2 separate regions of the Mus musculus genome follow, and region 1 is linked to region 2. The links are chromatin loops, found by intact Hi-C in ENCODE. Cell type or tissue: heart. All regions are shown on one strand.

The links. Hi-C counts contacts between places; a loop is a spot of excess contacts. Peaks named below come from ENCODE experiments on the same cell type or tissue, not always from the same donor. Only the 100,000 strongest peaks of a DNase experiment are listed, where the experiment ranks them.
Region 1: it touches region 2 in a loop (3-fold over the local background); 6 of 42 quality-filtered maps call a loop at or near these places.

The regions. Positions count from the first base shown.
Region 1 is chr11:30,363,968-30,366,467 of GRCm38, forward strand. No RefSeq gene overlaps it. Among named protein-coding and RNA genes, the nearest start is that of Gm40820, 50 kb to the left of the region's middle. In heart, no CTCF peak of the experiment used is centred here; DNase peaks (open chromatin) are centred at 804 and 1,204.
Region 2 is chr11:30,647,839-30,650,338 of GRCm38, forward strand. Acyp2 (acylphosphatase 2, muscle type) reads right to left here and starts at 1,558. Exons shown (of 4, transcript NM_029344.3): 1 at 1,463-1,558. The coding sequence starts at 1,541. In heart, a CTCF peak has its summit at 1,547; a DNase peak (open chromatin) is centred at 1,443; H3K4me3 peaks cover 1,504 bases; H3K27ac peaks cover 1,362 bases.

The DNA of each region.
Region 1 (2,500 bases), 280 kb before region 2:
CAACTATTAAGGGCAGGTAGATGGCCAACACAAAATGAACTCAATGGCATCTTTGGAGGTTCTTTGTCTCAGAATATTGAGTCAGGGTTTCCCCTACCCCCACCTCCCATCACAAGTATTGAGTGCACGCACACACACACACACACACACACACACACACACACACTCTTCTGGTTTTATGTTTTTATGTGATTCCTGTATGTGTGTGAATGTGTGCCTCTGTGTCTATATGCATTTTTTGTGCCTTTTCTATGTCTCTTTTTCTAGCTTGGTTGTTTTGTACTGTTTGAATTTGTTTGTTTTTATTTTATCTTATTCGTCTTCCTCAGATGCCTGCTTGTTTTCTAAAAAGAGATGGAAATGGTGTGGTTCTGGATGGGAGGTGGGGAACTGGGAGGAGTCAGGGGAGGGGAACCTGTATCAGAATGTATTGTATGTAAAAAAAAGTCATTAAAAATAATCATCCATTTTGTGTCGGGCGTGGTAGCATAAGCCCTAAAAGTGATATGTTTTTATTAGAAAAGATAGTTTTGAATCATAAATTAAAGAAGCCATTATTAAGTGCTAACCTCAGTGCTTCTGCTCAGTTAAAGAACCTGATTCCACTGAAATGGGCAACTACCCAGAGGTTTGCAGAAGAACAACAAGGACTTCTTTTGTATTGTAGTCACTTATTCAAAGATTTTAATTCACTAGTCTACATGTTCATGGCTTAATCATGCTGTGAGCATCAGAACTCCTGACAGCTCTGATCTTCCTGACGTCTGCCCCACACCCCATCCTGTCTGGTGCCTGAGCATGCACATCACCAGTGTGCTGTATCATCAACCTTCTTCTCACTTTCTATTTTGAGGCAGGATCTAGCTAGTTGTGCAGAATGGCCTTGAACTTGTGTCCTTCCTGTAGTAACCTCTCAAACTAGCTGGATTTTCAGGACTGATCCACCAGGCCTGGTAAAATTTCTTCTAGTGAAAATATCATCCTGGTCTTTCTTTTTTTTTTCCCAATATTTTTTTATTACGTATTTTCCTCAATTACATTTCCAATGGTATCCCAAAAGTCCCCCATACCCTCCCCCACGCATGAAGGAATTAAACATTGGTGGATTCATGACTGAGTAGGGAGGGACAGATCAGAACCATTCCCAGTGAATCTATTCCAAGTTGAAAAGCCAAATTCAGTCCCCAGAGATCATGCACTCACGTCCTTCCTTCTGGCTATTCTTGCTGCAGCAGGAAGTCCAGGAGGACCTCCTGTTCTGAGGCAGATCATTAGGGTAGGGATCAGTCAGAAAGCTTAAAGATGAAGTAGAAGAAGCTCCCAAGACTCGTGTGACCTGTCTAGATCCTTCCTCACTAAGTCTCTTTATAGACCTTTGAACTGGTGTTGAAGTCCAGGCTTTCTCATAGAGAATTAATGATATGCATATTTACTTTGTAAGGTGTACAGACATTTCAGTTTTATTCTTGTCTCCTTTTAGTGCTCCAAAGACATTTCCTGGCCAAACTATTGACTAGAAATAGCCCAGTCACTTTTCTTTCTGACTAAGACAAGCACTCATGTTTGAAGAACCATTTACTTCTGTCATTTTCTTTTGTTTTTGTTTGTTTGTTTGTTTTGGTTTTTTGGTTTTTTTTGAGACAGAGTCTCCCTGTGTACCTCTGTGGAACTCACTATGTAGACATGTCTCAAACTCAAAGAAATCCACCTGCTTCTGTCTCCTGAGTGCTGGGTTAAAGTTGTATACCACCACCATACATGGCTCATTTATCTTAAAGGCCTGGTAACAAATATTTATGAAGTAAATTAAAAAGAAAGAATCAGGATTTTATTCTGTTCCACCTCATATCTTTTACTAAATACATTGCACATGTAGGAAAAATGGGCATGTAGACACTTGCTCTGGCTAATCTCAGCCCTATGCGTGATGTGTTGTATACAAGCCTTAATCTCTTTCCTAGCTGTGAGCAGGACTTTGAGGTGAATGTTTGTTACTGTAATATAGTTTCTATGCACTGTAATACAGTACATCTGTATTGTAGTGCCTATGCTTATCAAGGGCATTACCAATGTTTTGGACCAGAGAATTACTTGTTTGCTGGGCTCTCCTTTCCACTGAAGGAAGAATTTAGTAGCATTCTGTCCCTTATCAGCCACCTAACAGTAGGATATGATAAAGAAAGATGTTTTTAGATATTGACATATGTCCCTAGGGTGGAAAGGGACTATTAGTTAGAAACCACTTTTTTATTTTACATGAACAATGACAGGGTGGGGGGATTTAAATCAGTAATAAAATTTTGCCTAGCATGAGGAAGACCCCAACTTCAACCCTCTGTTGTAGAAAATAAAAACAAATATGAATAAAACATAGTTTTATTTAAACAATATTTTAAGCAATATTAAAATTGATAAAAACCACATGTCGTGGTGTGTGTGTATGTGTGTGTTTTCTATTAATATTCTACTACAAGGACATACTGGCCTTTCCCCTGAGTAG
Region 2 (2,500 bases):
GCACATCTGAGGTGGGATTGGGGATGGAGATAAAAGAAATTCTCATGCATACCAAACAATGGAATAAAATTATGTGGAGAAGGTAGAATGGAAATCCGACTCAAACAGGAAGTAATATCCTCGTTAAAGGGCACACGCCTTTAATCCCAGCACTTGGGAGACAGAGGCAGGAGGATTTCTGAGATCGAGGCCAGCCTGGTCTACAAAGTGAGTTCCAGGACAGCCAGGGCTATACAGAGAAACCGAGTCTCAAGCCCCCGCCCCACCCCCCAAAAAAGAGAAAAAATAAAGAGAAAAAGAAAAAGAAAGAGAAGGAGGAGGAGGAGGAGGAGGAGGAGGAGGAGGAGGAGGAGAAAGAGGAAAAGGAAAAGGGAAAGGGAAAGAGAAAGAGAAAGAGAAAAGAGAAAGAGAAAGAGAAAGAGAAAGAGAAAGAGAAAGAGAAAGAGAAAGAGAAAGAGAAAGAGAAAGAGAAAGAGAAAGAGAAGGAGAAGGAGAAGGAAAAGGAAAAGGAAAAAGAAAAAGAAAAAGAAAAAGAAAAAGAAAAAGAAAAAGAAAAAGAAAAAGAAAAAGAAAAAGAAAAAGAAAAAGAAAAAGAAAAAGAAAAAGAAAAAGAAAAAGAAAAAGAAAGGCATTATTTTTATGTTGAAGACCGGAACCTGCATTACAGGCTTATAAGGACTAGCTCGTCCTTGGTCTGGTACAGAGCAGAGCACCCATTCCAGGGCTTGGTGACTATTAAGCAAGCACTCTACTGAGCTACATTTCCAGTCTCAAAAAGTTTTCTTCTTTTAAATGGATGATATACATTAAATAGTTACAGTATTTATACGCCATTAGATAATTTTCTCAAGTGTATAGACCAGCCTGGTCTTGAACTCAAATATCCACCTTCTTCTGCATAAGGACTACATGCACTACTATGTCAAGTTGCGTTAGAAAAAATTAAAAGAATGTTTTAACGTTTTAAATTACAAATATAAAGATTTAAAGTAAGTCAGACATTATATTCTATGCATCTATTTAAGCTTATAATCAAACAAAAATTTTAAAACTTCACTTAAATGGCCTGGGAGTGTACTTCAGCAATCTAGTACGCAAATGTAAGACTGTGCATAAATATATAAGGTTCAATCTCCAAAACCCAGGAAGGAAAAATTGCTAGCTGGAGAGGGGCTACAACCTCTGACAAAGTAAATCACCCAGTATCATTCAGGTACCCTTGCTTTTCTGCCGCACTTAGGCGTCCCCCACCCCCATCCTATAGGCTTGCAGCGTCCTCTTCGGGAACCCAGGGTGACCTCCCTCCGCCCCGCGCTAGCCCGTTCTCCCCGCCCCGGGCTGCTGTGTCATGGCTGAGCGGAAGTCGCTGCCTCAGTGAGAAGAACCGTCCCTAAAATGGATGGCATAAGCTTCCTCCTCTCCCTCCCACGGCCTCGTCTTGGCATCCCAGGTCAGACCGTACCTTGCACTGTCCCGAACACTTCGTAGTCCACAGACTTGAGCAGCTCGGTCATGGCGGCCAGCCTTCTCCCGAGCAGCATTAGCTGGGTATGTGGCGCGGAGACTGCGACAGCCGCCAGGGGAGGAAGACTTATGGGCTCTGGGACCGACGCCCAGAAGCCAAGACAAGAGCGCGCTGGGTCATGCGTAAGAAGATGGCAGATGACCGTTGTACACAGTGAGGGCGACGGGACACCCGGCGCTCGGGCTCCCTAGCAGGGTGCTCCCTCTCTGCGTTCCCCAGGACCCGGTTCTCTAAAGAAAACGGAGGTCGGGCATGTGAGGGGATTAAACCAACTAATATCTACCCACCGACGTTTATTTGACACAAAAAAGGTTTTGTTTTGTTTTTTCTATAAGGATGAAAATAAGAGGGTGACTTGTTGAGAGGACAGAGCGGGTAAAGTCTAAGTGGGTAGAGATGAGAAGGATAATAGGGGGAAAATTACCAAAATTCATTATATGCAAGGATAAAATGTCAAAGAATTTTTAAGTTTTAGGTGATTTTATATAGGTACACTGTAAAGAATACATAGTATACCCATGGGTACACTGTAAGGAGATTAATTCAAGCTAATTAACTTTCATCTCTGATTTCATTTAAGATTTCAACGATTTTAAATATATATCATTCTTAACTATACTCACCATTGTGCAAATATATGATAATCTCCACTTCATATGAAGAAAATGTGTGCCCTTGAAACAATATCCCCATTTCCAACATCCTGAGGTGGACATTTGAAATGAAGGACCTGCTTAGCTTAGTGGCACAAAGGGTATTTGGTCAGTGTGCTGGCTAGTCTTGGCACAAGCTAGAGTAATCTTAGAGGAGAGAACCTCAAGTGAGAAAATGCCTCCATAAGATCTAGCCATAAGGCATTTTCTTAATTAGTGATTGATGGGGGGGTGGGGGAGGGAGCAGTGGAACCCAGCCAGTTGTGGGTGATGCCATCCCTAGTCCAGGGATCCTGGGTTCTATAAGAAAGCAGGCTGAGTA